Regions from separate parts of the Homo sapiens genome. Here regions 2, 3, 4 and 5 are each linked to region 1. A link is a loop called in an ENCODE intact Hi-C map of the cell type or tissue named here. Cell type or tissue: Calu3. All regions are shown on one strand. Region 1 has its middle 22 kb from the start of PSG2. Region 2 overlaps PSG4 (pregnancy specific beta-1-glycoprotein 4). Region 3 holds the start of PSG9 (pregnancy specific beta-1-glycoprotein 9). Region 4 overlaps PSG4 (pregnancy specific beta-1-glycoprotein 4). Region 5 has its middle 11 kb from the start of TEX101.

Region 1 (5,000 bases):
GGAAGAAAACTGAGGATAATAAGATGTTAATTTTTTGGTGGTATTTTATAGGAAATCCATTAGTGGTAAGAAAATGCCTTTTATTTTAAATGGCAGCATGAGCATGAAGAACTAAAAAAGCATACTTGGAATCAATGTAAATGTTAGCTACCTTTCTCTTGCTTAATTTAAGTACCCTTGTAAGAACTATTTGTTTAGCTGATTGAGCACCTGCACCTGAAGAGAGATGTTATTTAGAGTGACTACTGCTTATCCTGCCTTATATATTTCTTGCTTTACCAGCTGTTTGCTAGCTAAGCGCTCCCTCTAGAGGAAAGTAATTTTGCCACATTAAGTGGAGGTGTAAACCGTTTTTTCCTAGGGTTAATTTGGAGACTTTTCTGACTAGTGGAGCTATTGTGACAGTGGTTTGGAAGCAGGTGTAAACAATAGGTCCTCCTAATTGTAAAGTACAGGTTGAGAAAAATATTGTATTTGAATTTTTAATGAGACACCCCTTATGGTTGTGCTATGGGAAGAGAGGAGGCCTGGATAAGAAAGGAGAAAAGAGAGAGACTGGATCTAGTGTTTAGAAGGACGTCTACTTTCTTTCCTATAATTTCCAGAATCACCTGTGTCTCCTGTGCTGTAATGGCAGTTTCAGCTGCTGGAGCCAGGGGTTTGAGCCCCAGGACCCATCAGTCCTGCTGGACAACTGTGAGACTGCTTCTGAACCCAGTGACCTCCATCTCTGGGAGCAGTTGCATCTCCAGTGGTCTCCACCACAGGCTGGACAGGGTCAAGGTGGCTTCCTCTTGCTCTTTGGACACTCCTTCCTAAAATGCCCTGGCCTGCCATACCGAGAGCAACTAGTGGATACACCTCTGGGATCCTGGACTTTGCAACTCTGCAAAGCAGCTACTAGAGGCTTTGTCCTTCTCTTGAGCTTTCTCTCTTTCTTCTGGGCCTTCTCCTGGTCCCTATTATAAAAGACTGAAGTGGCTACCCTCAGAAGGTTTTCCAAGGTGCTATCTGCTACTATAGCTTGCATTTGTAGGTTCCTTCTAATATTGGGAGATTTCTATATAATAAACTTATCTTTTAGAATGGGCTGTCACTTGACTGAATCAGGAGATAAAAAGGTGTGTGCTAATAGTGCCCTTCTCAACCTATCCATAAAGGCTGCAGGATTCTCATCTGGCTTTTAGTCTATCCTAGACAGTTTAGAGAAATTAAGAGGTCTAGCCTTAGTTTTTCTTTTCCATTGATCTGCAGAGCTATTGGGGTTTCAATCAGGGTTGTCAAGAGGTACTGCTTCACTTCTTATTTGGAATGGTGTTTCTGCTATTTCTTCACTTTCCATATCTCCTTCCTTCCCTTTTGGTGTATTATAGGAGATATGTTGCTCATCTCCAAAATTCTCTGCTGCTTGCAGAGCTGCCTATTTTTCAGCTACAGTTAGGGTTTGGTTTAGGAGCAGCATAACATCCTTCCATGTGAGGTGAAACACCTGACTTAAATTCTGGAAAGCTTCTATATACCTATCAGGATTGTCTGAAAATCAGCCTAAGTCTTACTTTATTTGCCTAAGGTCCTGTAATGAGAAGGGAACTTGGAAGGATCCCAAATTATGGAGTTTCTTCTCAGATGGTTCCCTTGGAATTTGCTTTTCTAATTCGAGGGGATTATTCTTTATAGGCCTGCCTGATATGGCTGTTAAAAAAATCTGGGTTGCTGTTACAATGCTTGTAAAGGTTTAGTAAAAATGTCCTGTCATTGTGCAAAATAGAATGAGTTGCTTTTCTCTTCAAAGTCCTGAGGTTAAAAGAGTTCTAGTGCCTCAGAGTGCACTCCAGAGGGGTGCAAGCTGAAGATGCTCTGTTAGCCATCTAGAAAAAGAAGTGAAAATAAAAGTGTCCTTATAGTCCTCCTCCTTTCATTGTGACCCAGAGTGGAGTGGAAGACAGTGGGAGCATCCCCCCAACTGTTTTCTCTCCTTGGCTCCTGAGTCCTGGCACTGTGTAAAATGTGCCGCCCATGGTTCTAGGTGTGGCCTTCTAAGCCATGGAACTGGATAAATGAAGTGATGGGATTAGCCACACTTTACCCATGTAACCTTAGCTTATCTGCCTGTGATCTGCCTGGCTTCCTGAAAAATGGATCTCTGGAGAAACTGTAGCAGTTGCCTTTGAGCAAGCTTTCTTTAACAGATGGAATGTGCCAGTTTCCGGTTATGGCCCGTGCTAAAACATTTTCCCTCAGAAAAGTGGTCCTGGTTAACTCTGTTCTTAAAATGCCCTTACTAATTAAATCGTGTTCTAATTGGAGATAGAATAAGTACCTTAAATGAACATAGGGACCTAATGGCAGTTTTTCCTGCTGATGGGACAGTATCAGAACTAAAATTTGGCTACGGAAGACATTTTACTCCTAACTGTTGAAAGCAGAGCTTCCCCATTCACAGAAAGGGCTTTTCTATCAGTGCAAAAAGAGAGAATTTTAAAAGTGCAGTGTTATGGCAGAGGACCAAAAATGTGCCTCATGAGGAGGATTTCTGCTTCCACTAGGTGACACTGTTGGCTTAGAAATACCATGTGCTTACCAAAGGAAGGAGAGAGAGAGAGAGGAAGGGACCTATTGGGTTAGTTATTATAGCATTTACCGATCTTTCCTAACAGAACTGTTCCCTGAACTGTAAAAATTTGCACATATTGCATACACAGAAAGAATAGGAGACATAGAGACCATGGATAGAAAGGAAGAACAAATTTGCAACAGGATAGCAAATTAGGAGACCCATTACTAACATCTGGATGAGCTGCTGGAGGCTGTGTTCAATCCAGAAGCTTTTGAATAACATCAGGGTGTGTCCTGGCCAGAAATTCTCAGCTGCTCCAGGACATCCCCCAGCCTCATGTGATGGTGAGGTTCTCCATGAAAGGAAACTAGTTTGAAGAGAACCTTGAAATTAAAGGAGAGATTTGAGGTTTGCTCCATACTCACCATTCTGATGTTTCTATCTTCTGATCACAATCCCGGATAAGAACTCCCAAATAAAATGGCTCTGTTTGGGAATCTATCCATGGTTCTTTGTCACACACTAGAAAGAATTCAGGACATGGAAACACATAAAGAGTGGGTTTAGGAGTGAAAAATTTAACAGATAAAAAAGAAGAGAGAGAGAAAAAGCTTTTTCATACTGAGAAAGCAGTCACCTAAGAGAGGGTCTCCAATTTGGGGTGGAATGCAATTGATTTTATACAGAGACTTGAGGAGGCACTGATTGATTTACATAGGGTCCAGGGGGTTGTTTTGACCAGGTGTGCTGTTTACATAGCCCGAGAAAAGACTGGTCCTCCCACAGTAATCTTTTATTATGCAAATGTGACTTCTACCTGGTGGTCACCATGACACCTGCACTTGTGGTGACAAGGAAAAAAGAACAGAAACCGCCATATTGGGAGTACCTGGCTCTTAGTTGCCTGCATCTATATATGCATATCTGTGCTTGCAGCCTGATCATTCAGTATTTTTTCTGTTAGAAATGGCTTGGGGGCTGCTTTTTATTAAAGGAAAATTCCACCAAGAATTCTTTTACCCTTTCTAGCTGCCTAAAAATAATTTCTCAATAACTCCTGTATTAGGACCCCTTTAGGAAAACAGAAAAGATGACACAGACTCTCCTGTAGGGGATTAACCATAGTTTTCTTTTCTCATGGAATCCCAAGAGTTGCAAGTGAATAGATTTCTCTCAGGTCTAAAACTCTGTTCTTCTCTCCGTTGTGTTACCTGACCTCTTTGCCTTTTACATTACTTTGTACTGTAAAAATATTTGACTTGTGTGTGTAATGATTGCCAGGTCAGTGGTAAGAGCTATGGTTTTGAAGGTGACTAACAGTGGTTATAATAAATTATTCTAGCTTCAGAGGGCTACTCATTTCTTTGCATGTTTAGATACAAAAGACACAGTTTAAACAATTAAGGAAATGCCTTTGTAGCAAGGTACTCTGTGGGAGTGTTGCACAGTATGGTCCTCATTGCATTTTCCTCTTCTTGGGGACCTGGGATTCAGTGAAATCCTTGATTTTTAATGTCTAAATGTTGTCCCTTCCAACTGGTTCTCTTTTTTACATATTTAAATGATTAGAATCTAAAAATTGCATAGACATTGTTGTCCCTCTTCCTTAATGGGCTCTATCTTGAGCACAGTGATTCAGTTGAAGAACAGAGACCAAATTAAAAGCTACATCTTTTAAGAAACAACAGGTGCTGGAGAGGATGTGGAGAAATAGGAACACTTTTACAGTGTTGATGGGACTGTAAACTAGTTCAACCATTGTGGAAGTCAGTGTGGCAATTCTTCAGGGATCCAGAACTAGAAATGCCATTTGATGCAGCCATCCCATTACTGGGTATATACCCAAAGGATTATAAATCATGCTGCTATAAAGACACATTCACACGTATGTTTATTGTGGCACTATTCACAATAGCAAAGACCTGGAGCCAACCCAAATGTCCAATAATGATAGACTGGATTAAGAAAATGTGGCACATATACACCATGGAACACTATGCAGCCATAAAAAATGTTGAGTTCATGTCCTTTGCAGGGACATGGATGAAGCTGGAAACCATCATTCTCAGCAAACTATCGCAAGGACAAAAAATCAAACACCACATGCTCTCACTCATAGGTGGGAGTTGAACACTGAGAACACATGGACACAGGAAGGGGAACATCACACACCAGGGCCTGTTGTGGGGTGGGAAGATGGGGGAGGGATAGCATTAGGAGATATATCTAATGTTAAATGATGAGTTAATGGGTGCAGCACACCAACATGGCACATGTATACATATATAACTAACCTGCCCGTTGTGCACATGTACCCTAAAACTTAAAGTCTAATAAAAAATAAATAAATAAAACCCCATGGTGAATTTCTATTATTTTTGTGTTACCTTGGCATCTTTTTAATCTTCCTTGAACACACCAAATTTTTTCCTGAAAGAGCTTA
Region 2 (5,000 bases), 95 kb after region 1:
TTTCTTTTCAGCATCAGATTAGTAGGCAAAAGTGGGAGGTGATAAGCCAAAGATATTCTTGCCCTTTTTTTTTCTCTCACCACGTTTCTAGCTTGATGATTAGTTTTTGGTCAATTCCATACTGGCCATGCTGCACTCATATATTTTTTAAAGCTTTGGGATGTGAGAAAGGCTGATTGCTATTTTCTGTCGTCAGAACTTTCCACGTTTTCATGGTTGCCTCTTTTTCTCAGTGTTTCTGTTGTGGCAGTCATTAATAAGAGCCTGTCAGGTCAGATTTAGGACAGAGTTTTATAATTCTGCAAAAAAATGTTACTGGGATTCTGGTAGGGGTTGCATTGAATCTGCAACTAACTTTGGGTAGTATTGTCTTTCTAACAATATTGATTCTTCCAATCCATGAAAATGAAATGTCTTTCCATATATTGATATCGTCTTTAATTTCTTTCAGCAATGTTTTGTAGTTTTCAGGATATAATCATTTGACCTTTTTGATTAAACTTACTCCAAAATATTTTATTCCTTTTGATGTTAATGTGAATTGAAATTATTTCCTTAATTTCCTTTCAGATTGTTCATTGTTAGTGTATAGTCTAAAGAATGACCTAGAAAGAGTGAAGGGGACAGGCAAAAGCTGGTGGTTTTGGAGCAGAAACATATTCCCTGTGCTGGGTTTTTGATTTTCCCTCTCCCTTTGCAGAGGGCAGGTGGCTTTTCCCTGATAGCTAGATAGACTTCACTGGAAAACATATTGCCAATGCTCCAGGGATCCACTTACCAGGCACTATGATCCTCTTGATTATGAGATTTGTTCCATCAGTGGCTGAGTTATGGATGAAACAGACCTAAACCCCTCTATATGTTTTAGTGATTTGGGGGATAAAGCACACTTGTGCTGATTGCTGGAACTTCCCATCAATCAGCCAAGAATGCTCTGCCAGTGGGTGAGAGTCTGTGAGGCAGGAGAGATTGGGGAATTCCCCTGTATGGTAATAGGTGTATGAGGAAGAAATGGTGGGGGCATCCAGGCCATCTGGAGCAAAGAGAATAAAGTCACAGGTGACATTGTCAGAGGGAAGGGAAAATCCTGGTCTGTGGAAGGGCCACAGTGACCCTGTGAGCCAAGTCGCAACACTGAAGTCCCAGCCAAATCCCCGCTGTGTTCACTGATCTGGAGCCTGAGACCTTCACCTGTTTCTCCCATCACAAGCTGTGGAACCTGAGTCTCCCATGACAGGAGCAGCCTCTTTTCTCCTATTGTGGATCAAGCCTAGGCCTACTCTGGTTTGCCTGGGGCAGAAAGTCATGGCCAGCTTTGATGTCTAGGGGTAAAGGTCTCTGTACTTGGACCTGAGAGGGACTGAGAGGCCTGGCCTCTGGCCATGTGTATTTGGGATGGCAGCCTGGCTCACAGAGGAACAGAGGATACTCACGGAGGAGATTCAGGGTGACTGGGTCACTGCGGCTGGCACTCACTGGGTTCCGTATTTCACATTCATAGGGTCCTGCAATATACTTTGTGACACCAAATATAAAGAGGGTCCTGTTGGTTTTGGACAGCTGCAACCTGTGAGTCATAGGGAGGCTCTGACCATTCATCCACCACTGGTAGCTTGCGGCTGGAGTCGCAGGATCACAGGTTAAGATCACAGCCTCCATGGCCTCCCTGGGATTTAAGTTGCTGCTGGAGATGGAGGGCTTGGGAGTCTCCACTGTGCAGAAAACAGAGAGAGGTTTGCCCTGTGTGGCATCTTTGATTCTTCCAAAGGCATTTTTCAATCAGAGTTGGCATTTCCCACCTCTCAGCCCACCCAAGTCCTTAAAAGCCCATGGAAGATGTGTGTGTTAAAGACAGATGCATGGCAATCTGAGAGCTCAGAGATTGTGAGGCTGCCTGCTTTATGTGGGAGAAGCACAGACTTTCTTAGGTGTGAATTGAGCAGCAGCATTGGGTCATGGAAAGACACAGGACCAGCAGTCACAGACCCGATGCCTCTCTGAGTTCCTCCGTCTCCAACTGCCTGCCTGACCCACCTTGTGGTCCTCACTTGGAGCATGCAGTGCTGGAATCTTCTTAGTTTCAGTCTTACTTTGCCCCCCGAGGTATGTTTTCTCTGCAGCTTCCCTTTCCAAGGACATCCTAGAGATGGATGATGGAACTTCCCATTGTCCTTAAACCCTTTGGGTACTGGAAAGCCTGACCTGGGACTGGGTACTTCAGCATAAATAACACAGGGGAGACCAGAGTCAAGCCTGGAGGTCAGTTCAGTCATCAGGCAGTGGAGCCACAAGGTGGCGCAGTTTTCCCAGGTGTCTCATGGTGACTGACTTGAGCCAGTGACCTCTAAAGATAGAGCAGAGTCCAAGGAATGACCTACAAAGAGTGAAGGGGACAGGCAAGAGCTGATAGCTTTGGACCAAGACCATGTTCCGTGTTCTGGGTCCATGATGCTCGCTTCCCCCTGTAGAGGGCAGGTGAGGACCATGTGGATCTTTCTAGAAATACATGTGGATGTTTGCAAATGCAGAACTGACTGGTGGAAAGGGCGAACATGAACAGATGATGGAAGTCTGGCCCTCATGGACCATATGCGTTTGGTGGATATTAGACCAATATTTGGGAAGAAGTCTTGCAGATACTTTCTCTCATTAGACATTCTACTCTCTGATTCTGAGTTTGACTACTCTATGTACCTCATATAAGTGGATTCCAGAGTGAATCAGAGAGTAGAATAGTAGTTTGCAGGAGTTGGGATCAGGGGAATAGGGTGTTGTTCCATGGTTGTGCATTTTCAGTTATGCAGGATGAGGAGGTTCTAGAGATCTCCTGTACAGCTTCATGCCTATAGTTCATACAGATAAAGTGCTCCTTATGCAGAAAGGTTAAAACAAAGTGTTTTCGATTTCTAATTTTTTTATTTTGGAATATTTGCAGTACATGTACTGGTTTAGCATCCCAAATCTGAAAAATTTAAAATCCACAATGCGCCAGTGAGCACTTCTTTTTAGCATCACATCAGTGGTCAGAAGGGTTGAGTTTTGAGCATTTCAGATTGTGGATTTCTGGATTTGGGATGCTCAATTTGTAATACTGTAATTTTCCCGTAAAAAGTTGTCAGGAATTTAGACCTCATGTTGTGTTCTGACTCTAGTAACAAAAAAAAATTTGGAGGAAACATTAAAATGTTTTCATAAGTGGAAACTTTTACTGATGATCCAGACATCGAAGATCAATTGCTGGTAGTAGTATTTCTCTTGAGACCAAAATAAGGTTTAGGTGTGCCGTGAATTCCAGCAGGATCACATTATGCTCAAAGAAAGATGCCAAAGGTGATTGGAAATTAGCAGCTCCTTAAGTAGAGAGAGTCCCATTAAAAGGACAGAACTGGTCAGTGCGTCAATTACATAAAGGGAGGAAGGATGCCAAATTAAAAGAAGTGATGTGTGTTATGTTAGTAAATATAGAAAGAACTCCCTGCTTCTAATTTCTGTGCAGAGTTAGGAAAAATGGGGAGGACCCCAAAACAGGTATGTGGAATGCTTTCTTCATTTTCTGTTAAGCTCAGGAAATACCACTAAAGTTTAAGTTTGTGTGAAATAGGAAGAGTCTAAGTGAGATGCCAATGGCTCGTGTGTCTGCCCACGTGAAGAAATCCAACTTATGAAAATGGCATCATCATGAGGAAACAGTTGTATGTGGCACAGGCAGTAAAACCATCAGATAGCACCCACCTGGTCACCTCCAACTGGTCCGCAACACCACCAGTATTCCCATTATGTGTATGTTACAGCCTTTGTAGTTGTCCCACAACTACAAAATTTAAAAATTGCTATTGTCAAAAAAAATATTAAATATGAAGGCGAATATGTTGTTCCACTTTTTTTTCCCCACCCTTTTTGAACTTTCCTGTTTCAGTTTTGGAAGTTTCTATTGACACATCCTCAAGCTGGGGGTTCCTTCCTCAGCTGTGTGCAGTCTACCAGTAAGCATCAAAAGCATTCTTCATTTCTCTAACAGCATTTTTTTTCTGAGACAGAGTCTCGCTCTGTTGCCCAGGCTGGAGTGCAGTGGCATGATCTCAGCTCACTGCAAGCTCCACCTCCTGGGTTCATGCCATTCTCCTGCCTCAGCCTCCCAAGTAGCTGGGACTACAGGCATCCGCCACCAAGCCCGGCTAATTTTTTGTATTTTTAGTAGAGACGGGGTTTCACCATGTTAGCCAGGATGGTCTCCATCTCCTGACCTTGTGCCTGCCTCGGCCTCCCAAAGTCCTGGGATTATAGGCGTGAGCCACTGAGCACAGCCTTCTCTGAGGGATTTTAATGAGTTGTTGACTTTTTACTTAGTGTTAGAACGGAGTCACAAATTTTAAGCTTGTTATATGCCTGACAGGAAGCCAGAAGTCTCTAGGAAGTGACAGGAGAATGTGAGCTGCATAGCAGGTTGAGGATGGAGTCCCAAGTGATACAGGAGAAATGAGTCCATGTGCTTTGGGGACTGCAGGCCTGTCCAGCCTCTGACACCCTGGTGAGTCAGTGCAAAGATTACAGCAGTGACAGCAAACTAGCATGTCTGAGTCCATCTGGCATCTAGTCTCAGGCTGGCTGTCCTCACTCGTTCCTGGGCATAGGCCAGGCTAACCTTGGGAGGAATTTAGTTTATGGTTTGACTTTGAAGCAGGAATGATAATAGTTCCTCCATAAAACTAACACCCTTACTTTGCCCAGGGACGGCCTTTGTCAAACTAGTGAAAGACCATGAGATTAAGATTATAGGAGGGAACCGAATTCTGCTAAAATGTAGGCACAGTTTATGTAATCCCTGACTGCTCCAGTGTCATTTGGCAAGAGTTTACAAAATTTGTAACTAATTGCTCCTATAGATAACATCACTATTGTAGAACGCGAGACTGGTCTTTTGAGATGTTTCTCATTCTTTTGCATTCTGGCAACCGGCTGACCTCATTCATACCTATGACTAATGGCTCAGCCAGTCATGT
Region 3 (5,000 bases), 170 kb after region 1:
CTCTTCGCATGTCTGTCTTCCTCCCCATGACAGCGTGAGCTCCGTGAGGACAGGGACTTTTGTGATCCTGGTTGCACCCCAGTGCCTGGGACAGGCTGCAGACTCCTGTAGATGTGAGAGTTCTCAGGGCCCTCCATGCCCTGGGTGTTTTTTTTTCCCCCAATTGTTGAGGTTTTTTGCTGAGGATAGTGTTTCATGTCCTGCTTATATTTTTATTTGAAGTGTCATCTGATATAGTTATTATTATCATTTTTCAAAATGTGGTGGCCCCGGATGATTAATCAGGAAAACAGAACACTTAAGATTTTCCTACCTCTTACCAATTCCGGTTCAATGTGACTTTCCTCTTTTGACCCCTGTCCCTCTCTGGTGTATTTTCCCCTATCCAGGCTGCAACAGAGCCTTCTTTCCTTTTTTTCTTTTTTTTTTGAGACGGAGTCTCGTACTGTCGCCCAGGCTGGCGTGCAGTGGCGGTATCTCGGCTAGCTGCAACTTCTGCCTCCCGGGTTCACATGATTCTCCCACCTCAGCCTCCCGAGTAGCTAGGATTACAGGAGTACACCACCATACCTGGTTAATTTTTTATATTTTTAGGAGAGACTGGGCTTCACTGCATTGGCCGGACTGATCTTGAACTCCTGATCTCGTGATCCACCCACCTCAGCCTCCCTAAGAGCTGGCTTCTTTTATTTTACAACCCCATCCTCTCCAGGAGACCCCATCCAGTCACTCCGCTTCCTCCCCCTGTCCTCTCCCAGGAAGTTCTCTCCTCACCTGTGAGCAGGAGCCCCTTCCAGGTGATGCGCTGTGTGCAGGAAGGGGCTGGGAGGGGCCCCATGGTCTCTGCTGCCTGTGTGTTCTCCTCTGTGGAGATGAGCCTGGGATCCAGAAGCTGTCTGAGCACGGCTGTCAGCTGTGCTGTCCTTCCTCCTTCTGTGCTGAGCCTCTTCCCGGGGCAGGAGCACTTCTCAAGCTCATGGGCGGGGTCAGTCCCAGGACACCTCTCTGTCCCCTTCTCTCTCAGTCCTGCCTCCTTGTCCCTCCTTCTGTTTTTCCTTTTGTCTGTGTTTCAGGTCCCTGGGAGTTGTGGAGGCCTCTGCCTTTTTCAGCAGTGATTCTTTCACCAAACCTCAACACACACTTTGTGCAGACACACACACACACACACACACACACACACACACACAGAAGAGACACACACAGACCCACACAGTCAGGCACATACCCTGCAGGTTGGGCAAGCACAGTCCTGGGCCTCAGCCTCCTGCTGTCCCCATGGCTCTGGGTTGGGGTGCACATTCATGCCTTTTACCCTCTTTCATCCCCATCTGGCTCTCCCCTTCAGTGCAGGAGGCTGGAGATGCACCAGGTCCCTGTCACAGTGACACCCCATTGTGCTGTGGGTGAGCTGTGTGTTGCCTGGTGAGAGGGACCCTTCCTTTCTCTAATCGTGTCAAGCTTGACTGCAGCTTCCAAGGATGGACTTTCAGGACCTGGGTGTCCCAGAGGAAACTGTCCTTCCTGGAGGTGTGCAGGGTGAATCTCTCATGCCTCTTAGGAGGAGAGGCCTGTGCTGGTTGCTCAGTGGGGGCTGTGAGTCCCATAGTCAAAGGGACAGTTCTCTGTCAGTCTATGGCTCCCTGGGGTCTGGCGGCTGAGCTGGAGCTCAGGGTTTCTCATGTTCTCCCTGACCATCTTTGATGTCCTCTCTTCTCTGCCCAGCTGATTGTCCTGTGGTCACCACACCTTCCCCGTGGTGGTGCAGGAGGAAGTGGGGAGTTACCCAGGAACCCCGCGGGACATGGCTCATTGAGACGCAGGAGGGGGAGCCTGGGACAGAGCAGGGGTTCAGAGCTGGAGAGATTCATCCCGACTTACTCCGTGGCCATGATGGGCTCAGCCCTCCATGTGCTGACACACCCAGGGGTCTGTCCTGAGGGTTTTGACCTGGCCAAGCTGCTGTCTGTAGAGGAGGAACAGGCAGTGACCAGAGAGGCTCTCTGGAGGGACGTTGCTCACACCTGAGAGGGCGGGTGGGGGTGAGTTGTGTTCTGGGAGCAAAGAGCAATAACACCGCCCTTCTCCACGCAAGTACACAGGAGAGGTCTGTCTTCCCAAGGGACAGCTGGGGGTAGGTGGCCACATCCCGGATGGTACCTGTGAATGACCATCACACGCTCTCTGAGCCCCCTGGGGTGCAGGGGGCAGGCAGGTGACAGGGTGCCTGGCTGATTCCCGGGGAGGCTGTGGGCCCTCAGGCAGCCGCTGTTCTGTGTCGGCGCTAGGCTTGGCCTGGGAAGCCCCAGAGAACAGGACAGATGGAGCAGGGGCAGGCATTTAGGGAGCAGTGACAGAAAGAGTTGATGAGGATGGAGAGAGTTCACGAGGGGAAAGCGCCCAGTGTGGCGTCGCGTGCACCAGCGCTGCCCTGGGAGATGCCTTTAGCTGGGCCCAGGGAAGGAGCAGGTGTGTGGGGCAGGAGCTCCCTGCAGAGGGAGTGGTGTTAGGTTGGCGGCCGCCAGGTCAGGGAGGAACTGACAGAGTCCGTGTGGGGAGCATGGAGGGTGCTGAGGACTTGGGCCGAAGTGACCCTGGTGAGGGTGGACCCTGCTGGGCTGTGGGTTCCGCTGAGGGAGGTTGGCATCCCCTGGGAAGGCTCCAGGCTGGGAGGGACTCTGTCGCCCTCTGGTGGACAGGGAGGGAAGTGTGAACGGCAGCAATCCCAGGCCAGGCTGCATGTTTTATTCCACTTCACACGAGGTCACACATATGTTATGTTACAGCTCCTTCACCTTCCAGCCCCGTGAGTCCCAGTCTCTGTGGCTCTACGTTCACTGTTATCCCTCTTTCACAATCAGATGTCCCAAACGCAGATTTTTGTCACCTTCTGTGAGTTTGTGTTTGTGTGCAGTAGGCAACACTGTGAATACCCTGGGGGCAGTGATGCCTGGGGCTGAGCACTGCACATGGGTTTGAGAGCAGAAGAGGGAGCAGCAGGGTGGGAAGATCAACGTCAGGGGGGCAAGGACAAGTCATTTTCATTTTCTCACTCCCAGGGACCAGAACCCAGGATTCTGACTCCAGGGCACAGTACCACACCCTGCTGGTGTCCCTGGATGTCATGATGCTCATAGTGTCATGTTGCCTTGGCATTCATTTTTTAAGGTGTAAGTTTATTTGCCTCAAATCAGAGGCAGGGCTTGGTCACCATGGTAGTTTTCAATACTGTGTCTGGTTCAAGTGGCTCCAGTTGGTGTCCAGAGATAAAATCTTAGAGGCATCTCTCCTGCTTGGTGTGCTGGGCTCCCCTCTCTCAAGCTGCTTTCTTTAAACTGATAATTCTGACATTCGCCCTCACATTTAAAGTGACTACCTCTCAGTCACAGCGTGAGCTCCTGGTCCCAGTGTTTGCTGCTTGCTTTGAACACATCCATTAAAGCTCCCTGCTGGAAACCTGTCAGATAACACCCTGGACTTAATAAAGCCATTCGCTTACAGGTCTCTTCTCTCCTCCCTGCATGGGGTCACTGACCACTGTGTCTGTGGTCTCCAGGTGTGCCGAGTGCTCCCTAGTGTCTGGAAGTAGTAAAAATACTTACATTTTCACGTTGTGGTTGTATTGCTGTTGCCTCACATGCCATCCAGGGCCTGACATTGAGGCTGCCCTATGGGACCTGTGCTGGTTGAGCCCTTGCTGGAGCTCTTGTTTTGGGGCCTTTGATTCTCCTGGGGACAGGAGCTTCCAGCTAATTTGATTGAAATACTGATGTGTTTCATTGACACACTGGGTCAGATGATGTATTCATGGGCTTCAGCTGCCATAACAAACACCTTAGCTTGGGTGAACGATATAATAGAAATCTATTTTTCACAGTTCTGTGAATAATGTGCTATTTCAACCACTTTAAAATGCACAATCAAGTGAAATTAACCACATACACAGTGTTAAATTACCATCACCACTATTTTCCCTAGAAAATTTTTATCATTTTAAACTGAAACTTTGTATCTTTTAAACAATACCTCCTTGTATGTTCCACCCTAGACTTTGATCATCTCTACTCTGTCTCTATGAATTTGCCTATTCTTGATGTCTAATATAAATGGAATTATACACTTACGTTAATTTGTTTCTGACATATTTCACTTAGCATAATATTTCCAAAGTCCATGCATGTTCCAGTGGGTATCAGAGCTTCATTCCTCTTTATGGCAGATTAACATTCTGTTGTATGTGTCACCATATTTATTTATTGATGTGTTGAGGAGCACTTGGATTGTTTTCATATTTTATATTTTGTGAATAATGCTGCAATCAACATTCCCATGCAAGTACCTGTTTGAGTCCCTGGATTTAATTCTTTGGGTATATACCTAGGAATGGAAGTTGTTTCAAATGAGAATTCTATGATTAGCTTTTTGAGGAAAAGCAAAACTGTTTCTCCTTTTTATATTCTCACCAGCAATGTATGAAGATTCCAAATTCTACATAATACTGGTACTTGTTATTTAACATTTTAAAAGAATGGTAGCCAGTTTTGTAGGTGAGTTGTCGTGTCTCATTGATGCTTTGACTTTGTATTTTCCTAACGACTAATGATGTTGCGTATCTTCTCATGTCCTTCTTGACTATTTGTATATCTTCCTTGAAGAAATGTCTATTTGAGTCTTTTGCCCATTTATAAATTGGATGGTTTGTCCTTTTGTTATTGAGTTGTAGCTAGTTCTTTATATTATCTGGACATGAAAACTGCCTATATGTGGTTTGCAAATATTTTCTCTCATTCTGTATCTATTAATTATTTTCTTGATAATTTCCTTTGATGTACAAAAGGCTCACATCTTGATAAAGCCCAATGTATATTTTTTTCTTATTTCTCATGCTTTTGTATCATATCTAAGAATCCATTGCACATTTGAGGTCATCAATATTTACATCTATGTCTATTTTAAGATGTTTTTATGGTTATAGATCTTATATTTAACTCACTGATCAATTT
Region 4 (5,000 bases), 88 kb after region 1:
TCAAATGAGAATTCTATGATTAGCTTTTTGAGGAACAGGAAAACTGTTTCTCCTAGTGGCTGTACATTTTTATATTCTCACCAGCAATATATGAGGATTCGAAATTCTACATAATGCTGCTACTTGTTATTTAACATTGTAAAAGAATGGTAGCCAGTTTTGTAGGTGTGATTGGTGTCTCATTGTAGCTTTGACGTTGTATTTTCCTAATGACTAATGATGTTGAGTATCTTTTCATGTCCTTCTTGACTATTTGTATATCTTCTTTGAAGAAATGTCTATTTGAGTCTTTTGCCCATTTATAAATTGGATGGTTTGTCCTTTTGTTATTGAGTTGTAGCTAGTTCTTGATATTATCTGGACATGAAAACTGCCTATATGTGGTTTGCAGATATTTTCTCTCATTCTGTGCCTATTAATTATTTTCTTGATAATTTCCTTTGATGTACAAAAGGCTTACATCTTGATAAAGCCCAATTTATCTTTTTTTCTTGTTTCTCATGCTTTTGTATCATATCTAAGAATCCACTGCACATTTGAGATCATCAATACTTACGTCTATGTTTATTTTAAGATGTTTTTATGGTTATAGGTCTTATATTTAACTCAGTGATCAATTTTTTAGAGAATGGTTTGATATCGTGGGAGGTAGAATTATCTAAATTAACTGTTTTGCATGTGGTTATCTAGTTGTTTCTGCACTATCATTTGAAAGGAGAATTGTTCCTCCATTAAATTGTCTTGATACCTCCTTCAAAGAGTAATTGACCATAAGTGTCAGGGTTTATTTCTAGACTCTCAATTCTATCCCATTTGTCTTTATGTCTATCTTTTGCCAGCAGCTTCTGTTTTAATAATTGTACTACTTTGTCAGTTTTCAAATAAGAAAGTTCAAGTCCTACAATTTATTTCGGCAAGATTGTTTTGGCTATTCAGTGGTCCTTTTTGAAAGGTGGGAAGGCCAGTGTTTCACAATTGGGAAAGCCTTTTCTGTCTTCTTCAGGGGGAAATTTGGGAGAACCTTCAAGAAACTTATTCTAAGTAGGTAAACTGTCACCACTTTATTTGCTGAAGTGCTATGTTAAAGTGTGCATTGCCTCTTGTGGAAGAATTGTGAGACCCTGGAAGCACTTGCCCATGTGGTGAGAGACAGTAAATTCCACGATGAGGGGGGAAGGGAACATTGTTTTAGGACACCGTGTTGTTGGGGAGTTGTATACATCTCTACTTATTTATGTCTCTGTACAGTGGGTGTAGGGACCAGCCCCACAGGGTCGGTGGGTTTTTCTCCACATGTACAGAGATGAGAGATTGTAGAAATGAAGACACAAGACAAAGAGATAAAAGAAAAGACAATTGGGCCCAGGGAACCACTACCACCAAGACGTGGAGAACGGTAGTGGCCACGAATGCCAGGCTGCGCTGATATTTATTGTATACAAGACAAAGGGGCAGGATAAGGAGTGTGAGCCATCTCCAATGATAGGTGAGACCACATGGGTCACGTGTCCACTGGACAGGGGGCCCTTCTCTGTTTGGCAGCTGAGGCAGAGAGAGAGAGGAGAAAGAGCTTACAGCATTATTTCTGCTTATTAGAGACTTTTAGTACTTTCACTAATTTGCTACTGCTAACTAAACAGCAGAGCCAGCTGTACAGGATGGAACATGAAGGCAGACTAGGAGTGTGACCACTGAAGCACAGCATCACAGGGAGACGGTTAGGCCTCCGGATAACTGTGGTTGGACCTCACTAACATCAGGCCCTCCACAAGAGATGGAGAAGTAGAGTCTTCTCTAAACTCCCCCGGGGAAAGGGAGACTCCCTTTCCCGGTCTGCTAAGTAGTGGGTGTTTTTCCTTGACACTGAGGGTACCTCTAGTCCATGGTCCACTTGGCAACAGGTGTCTTCCCAGACGCTGGTATTACCACTAGACCAGGAGCCCTCTAGTGGCCCTGTCTGGGCATAACAGAAGGCTCGCAATCTTGTCTTCTGGTCACTTCTCACTATGTCTCCCCAGCTCCTATCTATTTATGACCTGGCTTTTCCTAGGTTATAATCATAGAGCGAGGATTATTATAATATTGGAATAAAGAGTAATTGCTACCAACTAATGATTAATGATATTCCTATATAATCATATCTAAGATCTATATCTGGTATAACTATTCTCCTTTTATATTTTATTATACTGGAAAAGCTCGTGCCCTCGGTCTCTTGCCTCGGCACCTGGGTGGCTTGCCGCCCACAAGTGGGCATCTCCGTTGGACACAGTAGGTTTTGAAATCCTTGTTTATTCTCTGGGGTCTGGGTCTTGGCTTACCTGTTAGCTGCAGCTGAAAGAGGTGTCTGCTAAGTCAATGACACCTGTGGGGAGAAGAAGGATTCAGCAGAGTGAAAGTAGCTGGGACTCAGAGAAGCCAGGAAAGTCTGACTCTTAGAAACTGTGGGTCAGCAGATGGGTGTCCTCAGGGATAAATGGGCCATGCCGGTAGCCACTGCAGTGAACTGGAAGAAGGTAAGGGATGCTGGGTATCCCATGTTCTCTCTCAGCTCTGCAGCTGAAGATTTGGGCCCTGGGCTAGTACAGCCCTGCAGCAGGGGAAGGGTATACAGGAATGGCTGCATATCAGGACCAAGTCCATGTCATCTTCTTAGGCATTGTTACTGCAGATGGAGGATTCTGTTCAGAGACCTGGCCTGGACACATGGGAGGGCCCACCCCATTCTTTTAAAATTATTTTAAGAGAACAGTATTAGCAAATGTGGTACATGTTTTATTCTGCTAGAATCAGTATTACTGTCACGTTTTACACTGTATCTCTTAGGAAATGGTGAGAGCCATCCACACAATGTGCATTTAAAGGAGACTCTACTATAATTTCAGCTTTCCTACTCTTTATAGAAACCATCTTCTCTGCAAACACACAGGCAATATCTCTGTGTTCATTTCTATTGGGAGCCCTGTATGCAAGATGGAGAGAGCCACATTTCCCCTGAGATGTTACGTAAAAGTTTGAGGTTGAGATGACATATCTGACACTCTGTTGTTACCCTCAGAAGCTACTACATGTGAAATTCTAATGACTGCATTATCCTGCCAAGTGAAAGAGGCAGGCATGAGCAAGGACGGTTAAGAGGGGTGGGAGCCTTATCATGATGGGGAGTCTTGTTCTGACATCTTTGGAAAAACTGTCCACAGTGTGAAGTCATCAACTTGTTATCCTGGTTTACAGTTTGAGTAGCTGTTGTTATGGTGTCGAACATTTTGGTGAGTTCTGAGTGGCTCACATGTCAGGTACAAGGGTTTTCCCATGAAATTTACATCGAGTTGTCCACCTCCAGCTTATAGGGCTTCTGGAACAGAGTGGGTCTTGCTCTTCGTGATTCCATGGGAGAAAATGGAATTGGAGGAACTAGTAGAATTCAGGGTAATATCCAGTCTACAGGTGGATAATAAAAACACAGAAACAATGAACAGAGCTGCAATCTCATAACCGGTGTACTACAGTTTTTATTTTCCACATAATTTTTCTCTCTATGGGCATCTCTAGTTTTACCAATGATAATTTCAGTAGAATAAGTTTGTTTGCAAAATAGGTTGAGTTTCTTCAAACGTGGTCTGATTCTTTACATAAGTGCAGCAAGAGTAGCAATAGACCATGTAGGCGCTCTTTTAGAATTTTATTTGCTCTAAGTTTTTATAAGGACTCTCAGATTAAACTTTTACAAAACCCTTGAGAATAGGAAGCCAAACCAAGGCTGACTTCAGACTTTGCCTGCAGTTCATATTGGTTCATTCTATCTATATTCTTGAATATAACATCCCAGTCAAAGCCTTGGTAATATAACCAATGATTTGAAATGTGTCCTGTTACAAAGAGAGCAGATTGTTACTGTACTTGTGCAAATATGTGTATTACCATAAACATATCAATACTCATGAATAGTTGCCCAATTCTGGGGCAGTCAGGTAGAGAGCAAAAGTAAATGTTTCAATTACGGTTCCCAGAAGTATAGTTTATTGAACTGCTACAAGCTATAGATAGATTAAAAGAAAAAAATTCCATAAATCTAGAAAACAAACCATTTAAAGAATCAGCAAATTTTCAAATAAAAATCATAAAAATATTATCCTCAATATTGTCAATTATTTCAATGAAATCAATGTTTCTCCTGCTTGGTCTAGGCTGGGAATTTTAAGAAGATATCAGCCTGTTTGTTAAAGTTTTGGAAGTTCTTAGACAAATTGGGAGTGTTCAGGAGTAGAATTTGGGATTTGCTTGTGCCCATGGGACACAGGCTGGGAATAAAAATGTTTTCCTCACTCTTCCCTGAATGCCAGATAGACTCCACCTAAATCCCTATTGCCAAGGATGCTGGGATCCACTTACCAGAGACTTTGACTGTGATGGATTTGGAGCTTTCCTTGCCAGTGGCTGAGTTACGAACAGAGCAAGCATAGAGCCCACTATGCTTTGTAGTTATTTGGGGGATAGAGAGCTTTTGTCCTGATAGCTGAAACTTCCCATTAATTGTCCAAGAATATTGTGCCCGTGGGTTAGACTCGGCGAAGCAGGACAAGTAGAGGTTTTCTCCTGAACGGTAATAGGTGAATGAAGGGTAAATGCTGGGGAGGTCTGGACCATCTGGCGCAAAGAGAATAAAGCCATAGGTGATGTCATCCGAGGGAAGGGGATGTTCCTGGTCTCTTAAAGGGACACAGTTACCCTCTAAGCCAAGACACACCTTCAAGTCCCAGCCAAACTCCCTCTATGTTCACTGAGCCGAAGCCTGAGGTATTCACCTGTTTCTCCCATCACAAGTTTTAGGCCCCAAGTCTCCCATGACAAGAGCGTCCCCTCCCCTTATATTCTTGGTTAAGGCTGTGCCTACCTAGGTTTTCCCAGGGCAGGGAGTCATGGCCACCTCGGATGTCCAGAAGTAAAGGTGTCTATACTTGGACTGGAGAGAGACTGAGAGACCTGGCCTCTGGTGGTTT
Region 5 (5,000 bases), 320 kb after region 1:
AAAAATCCTGCAAGGATTTTGATTGGGATTGTTTGAGGAGAATTGACATCTTAACGTTAAGGAAACAGGAGCATAGGAGAGCCAGGGTGACACCATTTTAAAATCAACCCTGTCGTAAAACTAGCAAGGTACGCTCTTTGCCAATCACAACCCACGGTCATAAGATGTTTACAGCTAAAGAAGCAGTTTATTAATGCCTGCAAGGACAAACTCCTGTGACAGAAGAATGTCCAGATGTCCCAATATCACATAACAATATATACTTTCAAGACAGAGTCATGCTTTGGTGTACTTATGCACTAAAATGCCAAGAATAACTTTTATTTATTTATTTATTTATTTATTTATTTATTATTTTTGGAGATGGGGTCTCGCTCTGTCACCCAGGCTGGAGCGCAGTGACATGATCTCAGTTCACTGCAACTTCTGCCTCCCCGGCTCAAGCAATCCTCCCACCTCCCACCCCCACCCTCCAGTAGCTGGGACTACAGGCGAGAGCCACCACACCTCACTAATTTTTGTATTTTTTTTGTAGAGACAGGACCGCACCGTGTTGCCCAGGCTGGTCTCAAACTCCTGGGCTCAAGCGATCCTCCCACCTTGGCCTCCCAAAGTGCTGGGATTACAAGCATGGTCCACTGCACCTGGCAGATAACTTTCCTTAAATCAGCAAAATAATAAATTTTGTCATGCTGTCAGCCCACTCACACATAGACATAACTTAGCTTAGCTTTTATATAGATAAGACCCCTGTATAAGAAGAGTTTTTAAAAAAGGACAATGCGGCCGGGTGCGGTGGCTCACGCCTGTAATCCCAGCACTTTAGGAGACTGAGGCGGGCAGACCACGTGAGGTCAGAAGTTCAAGACCAGCCTGACCAACATGGAGAAACCCGGTCTCTACTAAAAATACAAAATCAGCCGGGCGTGGTGGCGCATGCCTATAATCCCAGCTACTCGAGAGGCTGAGGCAGGAGAATCGCTTGAATCTGGGAGGCAGAGTTTGTGGTAAGCCGAGATCGCGCCATTGCACTCCAGCCTGGGCAACAAGAGTGAAACTCTGTCTCAAAAAATAATAATAATAATTTTTAAAAAGACAGCGCATTCTTTCTCTTGCTTTCTGAGGCAACCCTACTGTGTAACTAATGAGCAACTCTGTTGCCACCGCACTCTGTGACTCACCTTGAATTCTTTCTTGCATAAGATCCAAAAATCCTCTCTTGGAGTCTGGATCAAGACCCCTTTTTCCAGCGACATTAATAATACTGTGTCTTCTTCCCCATTCATACCATATATCTTTTCATTTATTTCACAACAGTGCTGAAATAAATGAAAAGATATATGCTATGAATGGGGAAGAAGACACAGTATTATTTCACAGTGTGAAATTTCCTTCAGCATTGTTGTGCTGTTTCCAGTATACAGGTGTTGGCAGGGATATAGAAAAACTGGAATGCATATATTATGGGTGGGCACCTGCATGAGATCCCAAGAAACAGCAACTAGGCCAGGGTGACTGGAGCAGAGGAAATGAGGAAGAGCATCTTAGGAGATGTGGTCAGAGGTAACGGGAATACAGATCTCAGGGAGCTCATAGGCAACTGCACTGACTCTGGCTTTTATGCCAGGTGAATTTGGAAGTTGTTAGAGAGTTTAGATCAGGCTAGGTGTGGTGGCTCATGCCTGTAATCAATCCTAGCACTCTGGGAGGCCAGAGTGGGAGGATAGCTTGTGTCCAGGAGTTTGAGACCAGCCTAGGCAACATAGCAAGATCCTCATTTCTACAAAAAATTTTTAAAAATTAGCTGGGCATGATGGCATGCACCTTTGGTCCCAGCTGCTGAGGAGGCTGAGGCAGGAGGACTGCTTGAGCCTGGGAGGTTGAGGCTGAAGTAAGCTTTGATCCCACCACTGCACTCTGCCTGGGTGACAGAGTGAGACTCTGTTTAAAAAATAAAGAAAGACAGAGAGATTGAGGGAGGGGAGAGAGAGAGAAAGGAAGGGAGGAAGGGAGGAAGGAAGGAAGGAAAGAAGGAAGGGAGAGAGGGAGGGGGCAGTGCAGAGGGAGGGAGGGGAAAAGAAAGAGAAGAGAAGAGAAAAGGAAAAGAAAAGAAAGAAGAAAAAGTTAGTTTATGTCAGGGTGTGATACGATGTTTTGACTTCTCTTGTCTAAGGAGCCCTCTAGCTGCTATGTTGAGAATAGTCTGGAGGAAGACAAAATTGGCAGTGGGAGACCCACTAAATTGCTGTTTGCCACGTTTTTAAAAGCTGAATAGCTTAGATCAGTAGTTTAGGAGATCGACAAGACTTGTTTTCTGGTCACAACGCTGCTGACTAAAACAGGATTTAGTCCAGACAGGATAAAGTGAAGAAACTGGACAAAACCAGCAGATGACAGCAAAAGTGACCCTAGCTGCCCTCATTGCTCATTAGCTCAAGACACTGCCCCCAGCACCATGACAGTTTATAAACGCCATAGCAACGACCCAGAAGTTACCACCCATTTCTATGGCAATGATCTGGAAGTTGCTGCCCTTTTCCTGGAAACTTGTTAAATAACTCACTCCTTAATTTGCATTAATCCACACCTTAATTTGCATGTAATTGAAGTGGCTATAAGAGAATATAAATGTAGTTGCCAAGGGTTCACAGGTTGCCAACTCTGGGCACACTGCCAATGAGTTATCCCTGCTCAGCAAGGAGCAGTACCATTCAATAAAAGATTACTGCCTAATACCCGGGGCTCGCCCTTGAATTCTTTCCCGGTCAAAGCCAAGAACCCTCCCAGCCTAAGCATCATGTTGGGGGCCTGTCCATCCTGCATCAGTTTTTTTGTTTTGTTTTTGTTGCTGTTGTTGTTTGTTTTTGTTTTGTTTTGTTTTGAGACAGGGTCTTGCTCTGTCACCCAGGCTGGAGTGCAGCGGCACAAACGCAGCTCACTGTAGCCTCTACTTTCTGGGCTCAAGTGATCCTCCCATCTCAGGCTCCTGGGTAGCTGGGCCTCCAGGCACGCACCACCAGAGCTGGCTAATTTTTTTTTTAATTTCGTAGAAACAGAGTCTCACCATGTTACTCAGGCTGTGCTCAAACTTCTGGGCTTAAGCGATCCTCCCACCTGGGCCTCCCAAATTTCTGGGATTACAGGTGTGAGCCACTGCACTCAGCGTGCATCAGTTCTAACTACCAAATTGAAAGGAACTTAGAGGAGAAAAGAGCATGTTAAATGCCTGTGGGGATGGAACTAGCAAAATCCAGATTATGGAAGCTGCAAGACAATGACCTAACTTTGTCAAAACATAAATTTGAGAGAAGAAGAAAAAAAAGTAAGGGAAGCTATAGTTTAAGAGGAACTTAAACACACAAAATCAAATGCAATTTGTGGACCTTGCTTGGATCCTGGCTTGAATAATCAGATATAAAATAATACTTTTCTGATACAGCTAAGAAAATGCATTCATTGATTATTTAATGAGGTAGGTATCTTAAATTCTATTAGATATGAGAACTGAGATCATGTATTTCAACATGACTTACCTGTTTGTTTGACTTTCAAAAAAGCCTTGCCTGGAAGGATAAGACTGTAAAACAATAAAGAACTCATTGTTTGCTTCAGGAAAATAAAAAAAAAAAAAAATTTATCTAGGCAAACAATTTGCTCACCTGGGCATATAGCTCTCCTCTCAACACATGGCTCAACTGGGCAAAAAGCTCACTTATCAGACAATAGTTTGCTTCTCAAGACTTCTCTCAAGACCTCCATTCTGTTGTGTTCACCAATTCTAAACTATCGTCTCATACTTTTTATCCAATTTTATTTTATTTTATTTTATTTTACTTTATTTTATTTTATTTTATTTTATTTTATTTTATTTTATTTTATTTTGAGATAGTGTCTCGCTCTGTCGCCCAGGCTGGAGTGCAGTGGCATGATCTCGGCTCACTGCAACCTCCGCCTCCTAGGTTCTTTCCTGACCTCAGGTGACCCGCCTGCCTCAGCCTCCCAAAGTGCTGGGATTACAGGCGTGAGCCACCGCACCCAGCCCTTTGCCCAATTTTAGTCAGTTCCTTGCTTTAAAGAATTACCTCAAATACCCTTACATCATTTTCCCCTTTGTGACACTGTTGAGACACCACCGAACTTTGTTCTCCCTTGCTGCAATTGGCCTTATAAACTCTTACTTTGCGTGATCAATGGGTTTCTCTGGTAGTCTTTGCAAGAAAGTCAACCATTAATAGATACGCTGATTTCATGACATGTTTATTTTAATTTTTTTATTTTCTTGTAACTTTATCGTCACAGAATGTGGCATATTTATTTTTTAAAAGGGAGAGGCTCAGCGGATCCAGTGGCTCATGCCTGTAATCCCAGCACTTTGGGAGGCCGAGGCCGGTGGATCACTTGAGGTCAGGAGTTCAAGACCAGCCTGGCCAACATGGCGAAACCCCATCTCCACTAAAAATACAAAAATTAGCCAGGCGTGGTGACGCATGCCTGAAATCCCAGCTACTCAGGAAGCTGAGGCAGTAGAATTGCTTGAACCCGGGAGGCAGAGGTTATAGTGAGCTGAGATTGCACCATTGCACTCCAGCCTGGGGAACAGAGCAAGACTGCATCTCAAAAAAAAAAAAAAAAGGTTGGGGGAGGCTTATCTTTTTAAAACTATATATACAGAATGGCTGGGCATGGTGGCTCACATCTGTGTTCCCAGCATTTTCGGAGGCCAAGGCAGGCGAATCACTTGAGGTCAGGAATTCAAGACCAGCCTGACAAACATGGTGAAACCCCGTCTCTACTAAAAATACAAAACTTAGCCAGGTGTGGTGATGGGTGCCTATAATCCCAGCTACTCAGAAGGCTGAGGCAGGAGAATCGCTTGAACTTGAGAGGTGGAGGTTGCAGTGAGCCAAGATGGCACCATTGCACTCCAGTTTGGGCAACAGAGTGAGATTCCATCTCAAAAAAAAAAAGAATATACATATATATATATATATATAAAATCT

The links. A loop is a pair of places that touch in the nucleus more often than their neighbours do. Peaks named below come from ENCODE experiments on the same cell type or tissue, not always from the same donor. Only the 100,000 strongest peaks of a DNase experiment are listed, where the experiment ranks them.
Region 2: it touches region 1 in a loop (6-fold over the local background); 14 of 110 quality-filtered maps call a loop at or near these places.
Region 3: a loop joins it to region 1, with 4 times the contacts of the local background. A loop is called at or near these places in 6 of 110 quality-filtered maps.
Region 4: a loop joins it to region 1, with 5 times the contacts of the local background. A loop is called at or near these places in 14 of 110 quality-filtered maps.
Region 5: a loop joins it to region 1, with 5 times the contacts of the local background. A loop is called at or near these places in 5 of 110 quality-filtered maps.

Annotation. Positions count from the first base shown.
Region 1 is chr19:43,101,869-43,106,868 of GRCh38, forward strand. No RefSeq gene overlaps it. Among named protein-coding and RNA genes, the nearest start is that of PSG2, 22 kb to the left of the region's middle. In Calu3, no CTCF peak of the experiment used is centred here; a DNase peak (open chromatin) is centred at 2,543.
Region 2 is chr19:43,196,564-43,201,563 of GRCh38, forward strand. PSG4 (pregnancy specific beta-1-glycoprotein 4) reads right to left here. Exons shown (of 6, transcript NM_002780.5): 3 at 1,434-1,712. Among named protein-coding and RNA genes, the nearest start is that of PSG4, 6.6 kb to the right of the region's middle. In Calu3, CTCF peaks have their summits at 2,306 (motif pointing right) and 2,520; DNase peaks (open chromatin) are centred at 2,298, 4,548 and 4,988.
Region 3 is chr19:43,268,594-43,273,593 of GRCh38, forward strand. It overlaps PSG9 (pregnancy specific beta-1-glycoprotein 9), which reads right to left and starts at 937. Exons shown (of 6, transcript NM_002784.5): 1 at 775-937. The coding sequence starts at 838. In Calu3, a CTCF peak has its summit at 2,678 (motif pointing left); a DNase peak (open chromatin) is centred at 2,678.
Region 4 is chr19:43,189,948-43,194,947 of GRCh38, forward strand. It overlaps PSG4 (pregnancy specific beta-1-glycoprotein 4), which reads right to left. Exons shown (of 6, transcript NM_002780.5): 5 at 4,393-4,647; 6 at 2,755-3,441. The coding sequence ends at 3,425. Among named protein-coding and RNA genes, the nearest start is that of PSG5, 5.9 kb to the left of the region's middle. In Calu3, a CTCF peak has its summit at 1,974 (motif pointing left); a DNase peak (open chromatin) is centred at 1,934.
Region 5 is chr19:43,423,642-43,428,641 of GRCh38, forward strand. No RefSeq gene overlaps it. Among named protein-coding and RNA genes, the nearest start is that of TEX101, 11 kb to the left of the region's middle. In Calu3, CTCF peaks have their summits at 2,238 and 2,441 (motif pointing right); DNase peaks (open chromatin) are centred at 2,230 and 2,660.